Linked DNA regions of Homo sapiens: all the other regions are linked to region 1. Evidence: chromatin contacts called from ENCODE Hi-C or POLR2A ChIA-PET data. All regions are on one chromosome and are shown on one strand. Each heading gives the region's core, a stretch centred on a gene start or an enhancer-like site at or near the end of the contact. The rest is flanking DNA. Distances are from core to core; before and after follow the strand shown.

Region 1 (4,988 bases), core at 1,563-4,062:
AAAAATTTCATTCTGAGTATATACAGAACTGCTGGACAGAGGTCATCCTATATGTGTGGTACATGTACAAAATATGACATAAGAAGTATGAATTATTGCAGTCATTATTAAACAACGAAGTATGCCAAATCAGTCATCAGGTTTCAAAGAATCATAGCCTTCTTTCAAGAGGTCCCGCCACGTTTTAAGGAAACGTGCATTTTCTGTACATTTGAAGGCAAGTTCTTCCACTTGAGCTGATACTGCAGATGTGGCTTCAAGAAGTTTGGTTAATGAAAAGGCTGCCTAAAAAAAAAAAGTCAAACATAATTTTATTTTTAAAATTCTCATCTCATTTTATAAGCAGGCTGAAAATAGCTTAAGGCTTTGAATCCAATGCCCATGTTATTTTCTTTCAAAGTAATCAGTTTTCAAACTACAGCACTGGCTCTTTCACGGAACCTAAGAAATTCTTTAATATTGAGTAGACTTTGAAGAAACAGGTCTGCTAGAAAAATATCCATTATGTCTGAGATATGACAAATCAGTATAGTTGTTTTCTTTTTTTTTTTTTTTTTTTGAGACGGAGTTTCGCTCGTTTCCCAGGCTGGAGTGCAATGGCGCGATCTTGGTTCACTGCAACCTCCGCCTCCCGGGTTCAAGTGATTCTCCTGCCTCAGCCTCCTTAGTAGCTGGGATTACAGTCATGCGCCACCACGCACAGCTAATTTTGTATTTTTAGTAGAAACAGGGTTTCTCCATGTTGGTCACGCTGGTCTCGAACTCCTGACCTCAGGTGATCCGCCTGCCTCAGCCTCCCAAAGTGCTGGGATTACAGGCGTGAGCCACCGTGCTTGGCCCAGGATTGCTGTTTTCTATGAAAATACACTAGAGTCTCAGCTCAACAAGATGACTTGGACCCCTTGACACTAAGCGCCAGATATATCTGAGAGATTTCATCATAAATAATTCTTACTGCTATTTGGGTAACATGGGCATTGACCTGTGAACACTTTAAACAATGAAAATGTATAGATCAAAGAACAGAAACTCTGAGCTCTGACAAATAACATTAAAAAATCACACACAAATGCAGAAAACACTCAGCTCCTGGTGGAAAATTCACTTTTCAGCCAAACGTTTTCTTCACCAATGATATAAAATAAAACAGTGTTCCTCAATAACACATTAGCACTTCATTCTACATATTTACTTGCAATCAGTTTGTTCTGCAAAAATAAAAGCTGGTTAAGCACTCTAGTCATCCTTAAAAAAAAATACTTGCGGAGCAATGAGATAATCTAGTTCATCCCCTAGTTTCCAATCTGCAGGAAAGGTCAGGCCACAGAACTCTCCCAGGTTACACTCTACATACCTCATTCCACTTGACCCACTCAAGAGAACATAAAACTCCCCTTCCCTGTCTTCTCCCCTCCAGTGGTGTGTGAGTTACGGTTGGGAGGTGGGGTGCTAGTTTCTGGGGATTCGAGATTTAACAGAAACTATCCTAAGTATGCATTCTAGCAATCATACAAAGGGAGGAGTCCTGAACTAAACCGTCAAAGAAGCCAATCCACGTGACCTAAACCCTTCAAGCTGGGTCCAGCGCTAAGCAGGCCTGGGGCAGACAATGGCATTATCAGCTGTCCCTGGGCAGGTGGCCAACTAGAACAGCAGGCTCTAAGTCCCATGGAAAGAAATCACAGCCTGATCTCAAGTACCCACAGAAAGCCAGCAAACTCATGCAGTGAAAACTATTCTCCGAAACCCATGCAATGAAAACTATTCTCCGATGGGAAAGGAGGAGGCAGAGAGCCAGCAACAGGCAGCGCAGAGCTGCGTGGCTTCGGGTTACTGCGGATGATTGAAACCAGAAGGCGAGACAAAAAGAAACCAGTGAGGGGTGGGGCGGGTGGAAGGAAAACCCCTTAAGACTCCTCACCACTAAATCTAAAGGGGGAACCCTCAGAGAGGGGTGGCACTTTAGCTGCTGGCATCCCCCCCGCTTCCCGCCCGCACGCTCTGGGGCGCAGAAGGGCCGGTCGTCCCGGGTCATGGGGGTTGGGGGACCGATTCCCTAGCCTCGCGAGCCCCGCCGCCGCCGGTCTTCCCAGAGGCGCCGAGGGGGGACGCGGTCCCGACACCACACTCACGTCTCCGATCTGCAGCTCCACTTCCTCCAGCTGGTCCACCGTTGGGCCGCTGCTCCTGCTCGGAACTGGCCAGCCCAAACTCACTGGGCCGCCCGGGGAAGATGCTGCAGAGGCGTCTGAAGAGGAGGGAGAAGAGGGAGGCGGCGGGGGCGGCGAAGAAACCTGCAACTCCTCAGGGTCGGCCATGGGGAAGGGTTGGGACCGCGGAATCCGACCCGAGAAGCCGAACCGACACCAACTGTCTTTTAACCACTCGCGCCCAAAGCCGAAAGGCCCCGCCTCCTAACGCCAGAAATCCCGCCCAGTCTCCTCGTGGGTCTCAGCCCCGGACCACAAAGACGTTTCATTTTTCGGGACAGCCAATCATATGAGTCAATTCACCTTAGGCAACTCACGGCTCCTGCGCGAGCCTCCAATCGATCTCGAAGGGCACTCGTAGAGAAAACTACACCTCCCAGGAAGCCGTGTGCGTCGCCCCGCCTTCTACTGCCTTTCACTGCGCGTGCGTCGTGCTGTGGGATTCGCGGACCCCTCTGGCCGCGCTGTGGCTGTTTCACCGCTCCCCGGCTGGGACTTGGAGTCCCTTATCTTTCCCTGGTTTGGTACATGACCCGGAAGCCTCGGCTGGCCGTTGCGTCATCCATGGCGCCGGCGCAGAGCGAGAAGGAGGTGGGAACGCCGTGAAGCAAGAGCGGTCGGCAGAGCGGGGAGGCGAACTGCAGCAGAGTTCTTGCTTTCCGGCAGGTGATGGCGCCCCCCGCGGCCTAGAGGTCCAGCGCCCGCCGCGAGCAGCGGACAGTCCTCCTGTTGTGTCCGACCGAGAGTCCTGGTGACTTTGAACATGCTGGTGCCGCTAGCCAAGCTGTCCTGCCTGGGTGAGAGGAAACGGGCGGTGGGGATAAGTGGAGGAGTTAGGGCAAAAGGGACAAGGCCGGTCCTGGGGGCTGTAGGCACCTCTCGCCCCTTCTCTCATCAGCTTTCTCAGGCTATCTAGGGCAAAGGTCACGCGCTGTCAGCCTGTTGGGGGACCCTGGCTTCCTCCCTCTGGGGTTGCCCCAGTTGGTAGAATTAATATCTAGGCTAAAGGTCAAGGGCGGGGAAAACTTGTCAACACGCCCTCGGCATCACCACCACCTGTCAACACACACACACCTCGGTGGACTCCTGAACTGAGGCTTCCCAAATCCTGGTTCTAATCTTCAAACCTCTGTTGGAAATGGAAAAAAAAAAATCGTATTTGCCCAGTTTTTCTCCCTGGTCCTGACCTGACTTTCGTCTTCGGAGCCATTCTAGTTCAGTCTAAAGAAATTGAAGTCTGATCTGTCACATCATGGTTAACATTCATATGTTGACCAAGTCACCCAAGTGTATCTGGAGCCAGTTTTTCTGCGTTGTCTAAAATTAAGGGCTGGGCGTGGTGGCTCAAGCCTGTAATCCCAGCACTCTGGGAGGCTGAGGCGGATGGATCACCTGAGGTCAGGAGTTCAAGACCAGCCTGGCCAACATTGTGAAACCCCATCTCTACTAAAAATACAAAAATTAGCTGGGCGTTGTGGCCCACTCCTGTAATCCCAGCTACTCAGGAGGCTTAGGTAGGAGAATCACTTGAACCCGGAGGTGGAGGTTGCAGTGAGCTGAGATCGCACCACTGCACTCCAGCCTAGGTGAAAGAGCCAGACTCCGTCTCAAAAAAAAATTAAATTAAATTAACTCTAAGGGCTTTATCGTGTTATGGGTATTCTGTGAACCATCGTGACAGATGAAGTTGGATGGTCTTTTTAAAGTTTTACTTAAATTTTTGTTGTTGTCGTTAATTCAAACAGAAAAGTTCCCTAAAGGATCTCATATTCTGTCATAACTGGCTTAATTTTTTTAAATCTTTAGTTTACTTAAGTTTTGGTGATAGAATCATTAAGTCTAAATATTCCAAATTCAAGGATATTCTTATGAAATTTCATGAAAGTAGAATTTTGTTAAATTTGGCTTCCATATATTAAGAAATTAGAACTTTGTTTAAATTTCATGTCACCCATGCATTTTTTGCTGCACTTAATGTATGGATAAGATGGTGTTTGGAACGTTAAAGTAGTCAGATGCTATCTGCCTTAGAGCCTAATTTAGATGCAATCAGCCTTGGGCCCAGTGCTAACCAAATTCCACTACCATTTCTGTTTTCTTTGGATGGCAATTCATTGCCATTTTCGTAGCCTGCTGGCATGAAAGAGGTAGACACCAATGTGCCATCAGTGTGACTTTGATATGGTGATGCTATGAGTTCAGTGGACTTTGTGACTTCTCTTCTCAACCACGGAGACTGAATATTCCAATCTCTAAAGTGAGATATCAGATGTGTTTTCAGAAAAGGGGTAAAGGTTGTGACTTTTTTTTCCAATCCTTTGGAGAAATTCAGACTACACAGTTCCAAATATTCTCAAGAAAATCAGTAGCTATACAAGCAGTAGAAATAGTTTGTCATATGTCAGTCATCAGTTTTCAGAAGTAAATAACTTCTATGCACTAAACTACAATGCATTGAAAACTAAATATTTTAAATATTCGTTATAGTGTATTTGAACTCTTGAACTGAGTTCTAGAATATCTTTATGTATTTAATATACTTTTTTTTTTCCAAAATTGAGGATAGGTGAATAGTTATCTAAGGCTTAAAAAGTGTTGCCAATATAGTTTTTTTGTTTTTTGGGGTTTTTTTGACACAGTCTTGCTCTGTTGACCAGGCTGGAGGGCAGTGATGTAATCTCAGCTCACTGCAACCTCTGCCTCCCGGGTTCAAGTGATTCTCGTGCCTGAGCTTCCGTAGTACCTGGGATCACAGGTGCCCACCACCATGCCTAATTT
Region 2 (4,988 bases), core at 1-2,500, 6.4 Mb after region 1:
ATTTTGCTTTAAATATATATGAGTCTCAAATCTACTTACAGGTCTTACAGTTAATTTTCCATTTTCTCAACTGGAAAAAATAGAAAATTTTAGTTTCATTAGAAATTGTTTGGTCTTTATTTCATCAAGATTATTTAACTGGTTACTGCACAAGAATCTAAGCTACCGTAATGCTGGAACTGTTTCATGTTTCTCTTCCTTTTCCTGATGCAGTTCATTCAGTGATAGGATCACAGTAATATTCCTACTAATTTATTAACCCAAATTAGTGCTTTACAGTAACTGTCAACTTTGCATTTCTCAAGAGCAAAAATTTTATTACTTGCCAGTGGAAAATCCAGTTAACTCTCAGCATACATACATGTTTCTCCTAAAAACACCTTACGATACTGAAGCAAAGAAATAAGATTTTTGTAATTATGCTACCATTCTGTACTATACACGCTGTAAACTAGGCCACTGGTTTTTTGTTTTTTTGTTTTTGTTTTTGTTTTGGTAATCTGGTTTGAATCTATCAAAGATTTAAAAACCTTTGTATTCCTACCATGCTAGATTCAAAACAACACATGACACTTTTTCTCTCGTGTGGGTTTCCAGGCCATGATAGCGACAGGTCTGCGGGACGCTGGCGCCCGGCCCGAGCGTCGTTGTCACTCCAAGTCCACAGCCTCTAGAGCCAAGGCAAGGGACCTCACCAGGAAGGGAGATTCGCCCCCTGTGCCCCTGGGACGTCCGAGCGGAACCCATCGGCCCGGCTCCCGGAGACTCGCGGGGAGGAAGGGCTGTCAGGCCAGGCGCGCATCACGTGAAGCTGCCAGTTCCGGGATCAAAGACGTACCCCGCACGTGGGCTGGGCGCCAGCCTGGGACCCCCGGGGGCCGCGCGCCCACCGCCCAGGAGCCCACCCCAGCCTCCACTGGGAAAATTAGCCCGGAGCCAACGTGTCGCGGATCCCACAGCCGCCTGGAGCCCTCCCAAAGCCCCGCGCCCAGGCCTCCCCGGGCACAGGCGGCGCCCCCTTCGGCCGCGGCCGCAGTCGCCAAGGGTGGCTTCCCTCTCTGAGTCTCCGCCCCGTGCGCCCCGGCACAAGAAAAAGCGGATTCCGGGGCCAACCGCCCGCCGCCTCCGTGCACTCACGTCCTCCATCCTGCCCCCCGCCGCCATTTCCCGACGCCGGAGGCCGAAGCCCTGGCCAGCCCGGCCTCTCCACCTGGACCTGTAAGCCTCTGGCCGCGAAACTCGCCACCTTCTGGGACCTGCCAGGCCCCTCCCCAGACACACCCCCTCCTGCGTCCGCCCCGCCTCCGGCTGGCCCGATCCCCGCCCCCTTAGCTCCGATTGGCTGAGATGGTGGGAGGGGTGTGCCGGCCCAGAAGACCTGGACTGTGGGCGGTGGCTACCGCCTGAACCACCTCGGTTCCTGGGGCTTCTGGCCGCAGCCCCTCGGTGCGCTCTTACCCAGAGACTTGAGCATTTAAGGATGCCTTCCTAGTCCAAGAATTTAACTATTTTCGGGCTCCACTTGCATATTTTAAGAACATTAACTTTTTTCGGTCTTGCCTGGTTGTTTGCAGACACAGCTCTACGCCTAGGTAGAACCAGCGGTAAAATCCTACTCCGCCAGCAGAGGGACAGGAGCAGAATAAAGATTCCAATTTCCATGACATATTTACAGATTTCTCCAATGGGAAACAAAGCAGTTCGGAATGCTTACGGCGTTCGTTTATTAAGACAGAGTCTCGCTCTGTCGCCCACGCTGGAGTGCCCTAGCACGACCTCGGCTCACTGCAGCCTCGAATTCTTGGCCTCCTGGCCAGTTCTCCCACCTCAGCCTCTCAAAGTACTGAGATTACAGGCGTGAGCCACTGGGCCCTTGTTTCTTTTAAAATTGAATTTCAAAAAGAGAAAAAACTTCAATGACATTTTCTAAAAAGCTCATGATTGTAAAAATGTAAGCAAACAAGGAAAGAAATTTTCTGTTACCAGCTCCCGGAGAGAACTTTGATATCAGTTAGAATATATACACTCATACATTTTTTTGGTGGGGCGGCGGAGACGGAGTCTCGCTCTGTCGCCCAGGCTGGAATGCAGTGGTGCAATCTCGGCTCCCAGGTTCAAGCCATTCTCCTGCCTCAGCCCCCTGAGTAGCTAGGATTACAGGCGCGTGCCACCAAGCCTGGCTATTTTTGTATTTTAGTAGAGACAGGGTTTAGCCATGTTGGTCAGGCTGGTCTGGAACTCCTGAGGTCAGGTGACTCGCCCGCCTCGGCCTCCCAAAGTGCTGGGATTACAAGTTTAGCCACCGCGTCTTGCCCACTTTCATACATTCTAATGCTTATTTGTACATTGAGTATAGTGTGATCCAGTTTAGGATGTGTGAGATAAAACTACGCAAATGTTAGTGAAGGAAGAGATGGTGTAAGACTCCACGTGATCTTCTTTTTTCTTTTTCTTTTTTTTCTCGTAGAGACAAGGTCTCACTATGTTGCCCAGGCTGGTCTCATAATCCTGAGATTCTATGAATTATTTATCACAAGCCTTTTCTAGACGTGCAAATTTTCTTCTCTGCATTTTATTTTGAAAATTTTCAAGCCTACAGAAATGTTGAAAGATTAATACAATGAACATCCATGTACCCCTCACACTTGATTCATTAGTTGTTCATTTTTTGTCTTGGTTGCTCTGTGTGTGGGTGTGTGTGTTCACATACTTTTTTTTTTTTTTTTTTTTTTGAGATGGAGTCCCGCTCTGTCGCCAGGCTGGATGGAGTGCAGTGGCGCGATCTCGGCTCACTGCAAGCTCCGCGTCCCGGGTTCACGCCATTCTCCTGCCTCAGGCTCCCCAGGGTCTGGGACTACAGGCGCCCGCCACCACACCCAGCTAATTTTTGTATTTTTAGTAGAGACGGGGTTTCACTGTGTTAGCCAGGATGGTCTCGATCTCCTGACCTTGTGATCCGCCTGCCTTGGCCTCCCAAAGTGCTGGGATTACAGGTGTGAGCCACCGTGCCTGGCCATTTTTTAACTGAACTACTTGAAAGTAAATTGAAGACAATATGAAGCTTCATTCCTAGATACTTTGTTGCCTAAAATAAGGATATTTTATATTTTCTTTCATAACCACAATATCAATATTACACACAACTAATAGTAATTCCATGTTTACTAATAACCAATCTATGGCAAAAATTTTCTAAGTTGTTTCCAAAATGTCTTTTTTAGCTGCTTTTTTTGTTTTATTTTGTTTTGTTTTGTTTTTGAGATGGAGTCTTGCTATGTTGCCCAGGCTGGATTCACACTCCTGAGTTCAAGCAATCCTCCCACCTCAGCCTCCCAAGTAGCTTGGATAACAGGCATACACCACTGTGCCTGGCCCAGCTGCTGTTTTTTCTTTTTCAGTAACCAGAATCCAATCAAGGTTCACACATTTCATTTCATTATTATGTCAAGACATGCTTTTCTGTTGTTGTTTTCGACACAGGATCTCACTCTGTTAACCAGGCTGGAGCACAGGGGCGCTATCATAGCTCACTGCAGCCTCAACCTCCTGGGCTCAAACAATCCTCCCTCTTCAGCCTCCCAAGCATCTGGGACTATATGTTCACACATCCATACCAGGCTTATTTTTAAGATTTTTCTTTTTGTGAAGATGGGACTTTGTTATGTTGCCCACGCTGGTCTCAAAACTCCTGGTCTCAAGCCACCCTCCCGCCTCAGTCTCCCAAAGTACAGGGATTACAGGTGTGAGCCACTGCACCTAGCCAAGACATGTACTTTCACAGGGACAGCACACTGGTTAAGACCAGGGCTCCAGAATTAGTCATGGAGGTTTGAGTTCTGCATCTTACCAAGCATGTGATATTGGGCACTTAGCTTAAGTTCTTAGGAGCTGACTGGGCAAGGTGGCTCATGCCTATGGCCCCTAGCATGTTGAGACACCAAGGCAGGAGGATTGTTTGGTGCCTGGAGTACGGGACTAGCCTGGGCAACATGGTGAGTCTCTGTCTCTACAAAAGATTAGAACATTAGCTAGGTGTGGTGACGTGCACCTGTAGTAGCAGCTACTTTGGAGGCTGAGGTGGGGAAGTTTTAGTTTCCCTTTTACAGAAATTTTCTTTCCTTTTGTTTTGTTTTGTTTTGTTTTGAGATAGAGTTTCACTCTTGTCGCTCAGGCTGGTGTGCAATGGCGTGATCTTGGCTCAGTGCAACCTCTGCCTCCCAGATTCAAGTCATTCTCCTGCCTCAGCCTCCCAAGTAGCTGAGATTACAGGCGTCAGCCACCATGCCTGGCTAATTTTTGCATTTTTAGTAGAGACAGCGTTTCACCATGTTGGCCAGGCTGGTCTTGAACTCCTGACCTCAAGTGATCTGCCCACCTCAGCCTCCCAAAGTGCTGGGATTACAGGCGTGAGCCACTGTGCCCAGCCAGAGATTTTCTATTAAATAAAATAATGCATGTAATGCTCTTTATACAATGTTGTCTCTACAAAGCACTAAGCAAATGTTAGTCATTTTTTGTCTAAATCAGATTTATTAAGGCATTATTAACATACATAATCATTTTTGTTTGTTTTTTGTTTGTAAAGACAGAGTCTCACTATAGGCTGGTCTTGAACTCCTGGTCTCAAGTGATTCTTCTGCCTCGGCTTCCCAAAGTGCTGGGATTACAGGCAAGAGCCACCATGCCAGACCCATTGTTTTAATAATATATTAAAAATATGTTCTCAGCCCATATAATGCTCTAATGACTGTTAAAGCAATTTATATAAGCATAGCCCTGTAAATAAGTTATATTTAAAAAGTATCTGACACTTCATTTTTGTATGACTAAAGATCTTTTGGTGAAGATTCTTGCGTTTATTTACTTATGAGGAGTAAGGAGAGGAGGAGAGAAGCTGTTTTCCTAGTGTTGGGGCTCAGAAGATAATATCGGCTAGGCGCAGTGGCTCACACCTGTAATCCCAGCACTTTGGGGGGCCAAGGCGGGCG
Region 3 (4,988 bases), core at 1,655-4,154, 6.1 Mb before region 1:
GTATTTTAGAAAATGACTACATTTCTCTTTGCAATATCTTAGTGAAAAACAGAATACGTGACTCTGATTCTAACATTACATCCACTATTCAGTATTTTCATGTCAGTACACATTTAAAGGACAGAATTTAAAGTTCCTTACCAAAGCATAACAAGGCAACTAAAGAAAAACAATTCAGTGGGAGAAGTTCCAGAGGAGGGAAAAGTGGTCAAATGAAAGACATTATTCTAAGACAACAGTTGGAGAAACTGATGGTAGAAATAATGAAAGTCCATAAAATTAAGAAAAGATGAACTGAGGCTTGTCCTGATAATTCTTGAAACACAAACTCTGACTGTGTCCTGAAAGTTTAGGGACACAGGTATGGAATATGTAAATGAACTGTCACATAATACACAGGCTAATAAACTTGCAGAACTCATTACTTTAAAAAAAAGGACCAAACATTGTTAAGTTTGAGAAAGTTTTAAATTAATCTAATCAAGATCCTGAATGGAGAACTTCGAAAAGAGAGATAACCCCAGGCTTACATTCATTCCCACAAAGTATCTCTCAGCAGTGGCTTCAGACAGAACGAGCCCACAGTTGTCTAGACGGACCACAATTCTCAGTATACTACTGTCTATGTCTTCTTACATAAAATTCTGCTCTATGTTTAACCCTTAAGGTCTGTATATGAAATATTAATTACTTTCATAAACCTTTAATTTGGTACTCTGACAAGATACCTAAAATACAAGTCAAAGGTTTTATAAACTTCAGCTTTAAAATAATGGAAGGAAAAAATCATTCCTGACTTAAATATCAAAGATGTATCCTAAATTGATACAGAAATAAAGATAATTCAAAAAAGCAAAGCCTCAAACCAAATAAAAAAGTGCTGTAATTTGTTACTCTAAAAAAAAAAAGGGGGGGGTGAAAGGGAAAAAATCACAACTTTTATAAAATGATTAATGTGATAAATGCTCTTCCCCAAGTAAGTTGTGATTCCTAACAACTCAAGTTCCTGAGTAACTGACATCTGTTACAGTGTCCTCCTGACACACATGAAATTGGACCCAGTAACTGAGAAGGTTAACTCCTGTACCAATAGGTACTGAAATGAACCTCTCTCAAAACAGGTTTGTTGTTGTTTTTTAAAAAAGGAATTTTACTTTCAGGGGTCCACAGGTTAAGTAGTTCTCATTCGGGAACCTATATGAGAGTACCCCCGAAACAAAAAGTACACCGCACACACCCACAGTACCAGGAAAAGGTTACAGATACAGATGGCCTCTGTGCGCACATATGCTCTGGCTTCCTCAATTTCCCTTTGCCAACTGCTGGCCAGAAAGGTGCGAGTATTCACTTTGGAGAAAAGACTCCTCCGACAGAAACCTGCATACTTGCATTACTCGTACAAAGAGCTAAAAAGTTACAAAATACAGGCCTCCCTAACACCTTCCCCCCTCCGTGAATAAAGCTAGACTCCCTCATTGATAGACTCCCAACACTACTGGAGAACATCAGCAAAACTCCAGGAGGAAGCGCCGGCATCCTCCCACTTTCTCCCCCTCAATTCCCTCTCCCGGGGCCACTCACACTTTTAGAAAAGAGCCGCGGCGCCGAGAAAGTGGGTTGGTTCCCTTCCTCCTTCGGACTGAAGCGGCAGCTGCGGAAGGCTCCGGCGCGGTACTGAGGAAGAAGCGGTGCTCGTGTCGCTAAACCAGGCGGCAACCCGGGTCTCTTCCGCGCTGCCAGGGGAGGGGAGGCGGCGGCCCCGCTTACCTCCTCTTTTCCTCTTCCTGGGTCTTTTCAGGCTGCGGCTTCTGCCCGTCCAGGGCCACTTCTCCCGGGACAGTCAGGTTTGGGAGACTCCGGATTTTGTTTTTGTAAAGTTTCCTCTGGGTGGAGGCTGCGGCCGGCCCCCCGGGTCCCCCCCGGCCCCGCCGCCCTCGGGACTGGGGCGGGGGAGGGGGGCTCTAGGAACTCCTCCCGGAGTCCAGCCAAGGAGCCGGGGGGCCGGCGACTGGCCAAGGGAGAAGACCCCCGGAGGGGGCTGAGGGGAGGGGGAAGGTGAGGAAAGGACGGCGGCGTCGGTCCTGTTCTCTCCGCCGCCCCAGCCGCCGCTTCACATCGGGGTCCCCGCCCCCCCGGCCGGGGGGTGGTTGCCGAGCTTGGTTGGGGCCCCGGTTCATACACTCCGGGGCAAGATGCTACGGCCCCGGGCGGGTGGCCGAGTCGGCGGCAAGGCGAGGGACCCGGCCGGCTCCGCTCGGCGCCGCCCCCGCTCCCGGCTCCCGCATGTGTCGCTGCGGCTGGGACCCCCCTCCCTACACCTTGGGGGTCTCGCCCCACGCCCCACGGGACGAGGCAGAAGCTCTGGCGCCTCCTCAGCGTTCTCTCACCGCGGAGCAGCTACCCACTCCCGGCCCGTGGTAGCCGCCTCCCTGCCCCCCAAGCCGCCGGCTCCGGCTCAGGCTCGGGCTCCGGCTCTGGCTCCGGCTCCGGCGTGTGCAGCCGCCGCTGCCGGCCGGGAAGGTGAGGGGGGGAAAGGAGTGCGGCCGCGGCTCCCGCTGGCCCAGGTGAGAGCGAAGGTCTCGGCGGCGGCCAGTGCAGGGGGACTGGATCTCTCGGATGCTCCTTCGCTCTCAGTCTCAGCGGCGGCGGCGGCGGCAGCGGCAGCGGCAGCGCCCGGAGCTCAGCTCGCTGTCTCCCTCGCTCTGTGCGGGGCTCTCGCCTCACTCCAGAGAGAGGGGCGGGAGGAGAGCGGCGCCTGCCGATGACGCAAGTCACCTAGCAACCGCTCTCTTCCCCCTCCCTCTTCTTTCCGCTCTGAGGCTTCCTCCGCTGGCCTTTTTCCCCCTTCCAGCCACCCCGCCCTGGGCGCCTCTGGCGCGCTCTGATGACGCTCCAAGGGAAGAGGAAGTGGGGATCGGCGAGCGGGTGGGTGCGCCTCGGGCCGCGGGACTCGCAGCCGCCACCGCCGCTGCCGCCTCTACGGCCGCGTCAGAACTGAAGAGAGGAAGGGGAGGAGCCGAGTCGAGCCTAAGCTGCCGCCCGATCTTACCCCTGACCCGAGGGCGGCCTGGAGAGCTTGGTCTGTAGCGGTTTCCTTCGGGGCAGGTGGGGACTGCTCCTTTGGGAGGAAGGAGGAGGCCCAGGCCGCGTCTTCAGGCAGCTGCGCGCACCACCCGAAGGTGAGGCATTTGGCCCCAAACAGACCCTCGAAAAGCCGGACTGATCGAGGAGTTACCCTACAGCCTGATCTGCACCTGCTCCAGGGAGAGAGCGCCCCACCCTTCCCGTGGCGTGGGGTGAGACCCAGCGTTGGATAACGTGTGGTCGGGCCGAGCAAATGTTTGATGAATGAATGAATGAATGAATGCCTCTCTCACGTGGCACTCGTGAAGCTCAGAGGATATGGTGGAAGTGCAAGCGCTTTGTAAACTGCAGTGCATTGTAAAAATGAGTTGTAATACATTCCTCCCCTCCCCCTAGCCATGAAAGGAAACAGGGGTGCGGCTTGAGTACAGAGTCACAACCTGAGTCTTTAGTGGAAAAGGAGACGAAATGCCGAGCAAGGGAAGGGACCCATCCTCGCGCAGATTGTTAGGGCGGCGGGAAGGGAGGATTGGAAGGGAGCCATCCTCTGGGAGATTGCTGAAGGATTTTTGACTGTCAGGGGAAGAATTTAATAGTCCCTCACTTTTACGAATGGTTCTTTCTTACGGTTTGGAGCTTTCGAGAGCTTCTGGTCTTGGTTCATCAGTGTACGTTGTCATCAAGAAATGTTGGCCTGTTTCAGGTCTGACTCAAAGGTTATTTTCTTTCTAAAATAAGTGTTATTACTATTATGCAGCTTTTCCTACAGATGTTATCCTGGAAAGGAAAGTTAAGTAGAAACTCATGAAGTTTAAAGTGTAGTTCTCTAGGAAAACAAATTTAAGATAAAAGGACCAGAATCCTCAGAAATCTGTCTTCAGTGAATAGTATGAGAAAAAGATTAAAGCAGCAGCAATGATGAAAGCAGATTCCACAATTCTGTCCCTGGACCCTAGTACACTCTACCTCCTTGGGAAGCAGTAGTAATGGATTTTACAAGTCTTTCCACCTGGAGGAGGGGGTAAGGTAGGAGCAAGTGTATTATAGACAAATGTGGGAAGCTCTGGGTTTCTCCCACTACTGCCACTACCATCTGCAAACAGTAAACTAAGGAAACTTTTAACTGGGTAAATCCAAGGGCTCGTGTTCATTAAAATGCTGCGGGAAAGGTGGTGAGAGGGGCAAAGGAGGATGTGGCAAAACCAAGGAGAGACTCACAGACTAGCACCTGACCCTACTGCCCTTGACCTGAAGTTCCAAGAGCCAGGTTAAATATCCTGCTTAAATTACCCTGGATTTTTCTGTCTTTACGTGACCAATCCCCTGCTACAGCCTTCCAAATAAGACTCACAGGTAATCAGACCAACAAGTGATGGTCTCACATGGCTACAAAATAAATATTTTTTGTTTTTCCCCCTCTTCCTATCTTACAACAGGGGAATGGTGGAAATTAAAGGAGTAAAACACACAGATTTAGGGGATTTTGTGAAGCTAAACACCTCAGAGAGTTTAACCTTTGTAGGCTTTGAAGGAAAAGAGTGCAAACATCAGAGTTCTGCAGCCCAGCAGAGAACACCTCCAGTTAAGTGTGTACCACATAGGGTTTTTCAGCAGCGTGATCTTCTGTTTTCATTGTCAGTGGCTCCACCTTACAACCTCAGTGCTGAGGAACAGAAGGGCACTCAGGAGAGCCTGAGCCACTTACTTAGAAAGTATTTAATAACAGCACACTAAGCTTACTGGGCTAGATACCCACCTCAGCACCCAGCTTGATAACAGGAGGAAACAGCTGGAACTGGAGACTGGAGAGAAGGAAGTTCATACATTTCCAACTTGGTCTGCATCTCTTTAGTTCCTTGTATTGCTTATTAATCCAGAGGAGAAAACAGCTAGTTAATTAAAAA

Evidence for each region. A loop is a pair of places that touch in the nucleus more often than their neighbours do. ChIA-PET counts read pairs that join two places held with the same protein, here RNA polymerase II (POLR2A). Pooled maps may share reads with other maps.
Region 2: a map of B cell shows a loop between it and region 1 (15-fold over the local background). The contact joins the promoter of TMEM192 here to the promoter of ETFDH in region 1. A Hi-C loop is called at or near these places in 1 of 168 maps with a recorded cell type or tissue (B cell), 1 of 37 single-sample maps with no recorded cell type and 8 of 50 pooled maps.
Region 3: a loop to region 1 is called in a map of CD8-positive, alpha-beta T cell, with 19 times the contacts of the local background. The contact joins the promoter of MIR4453HG here to the promoter of ETFDH in region 1. A Hi-C loop is called at or near these places in 3 of 168 maps with a recorded cell type or tissue (CD8-positive, alpha-beta T cell and naive thymus-derived CD4-positive, alpha-beta T cell) and 8 of 50 pooled maps. POLR2A ChIA-PET finds 5 or more read pairs at or near these places in 1 of 52 experiments (OCI-LY7).

What each region holds. Positions count from the first base shown.
Region 1 is chr4:158,669,484-158,674,471 of GRCh38, forward strand. It overlaps ETFDH (electron transfer flavoprotein dehydrogenase), which reads left to right and starts at 2,813. Exons shown (of 13, transcript NM_004453.4): 1 at 2,813-3,007. The coding sequence starts at 2,974. C4orf46 (chromosome 4 open reading frame 46) reads right to left here and starts at 2,404. Exons shown (of 2, transcript NM_001008393.4): 1 at 2,133-2,404; 2 at 1-285. The coding sequence starts at 2,318. The coding sequence ends at 130. RefSeq lists enhancers at 1,383-2,019, 2,020-2,656, 2,499-3,058, 2,660-3,161 and a silencer at 2,009-2,078.
Region 2 is chr4:165,111,610-165,116,597 of GRCh38, forward strand. It overlaps TMEM192 (transmembrane protein 192), which reads right to left and starts at 1,251. Exons shown (of 6, transcript NM_001100389.2): 1 at 1,138-1,251. The coding sequence starts at 1,164. RefSeq lists enhancers at 527-766, 1,547-1,606 and silencers at 797-1,056, 1,225-1,423.
Region 3 is chr4:152,533,360-152,538,347 of GRCh38, forward strand. It overlaps MIR4453HG (MIR4453 host gene), which reads left to right and starts at 2,905. Exons shown (of 1, transcript NR_033797.2): 1 at 2,905-4,988. FBXW7 (F-box and WD repeat domain containing 7) reads right to left here and starts at 2,733. Exons shown (of 14, transcript NM_001349798.2): 1 at 1,768-2,733; 2 at 1,582-1,674. MIR4453 (microRNA 4453) reads left to right here and starts at 3,069; the gene lies at 3,069-3,157. RefSeq lists enhancers at 1,079-1,178, 2,428-2,963, 2,669-3,028 and a silencer at 1,769-2,558.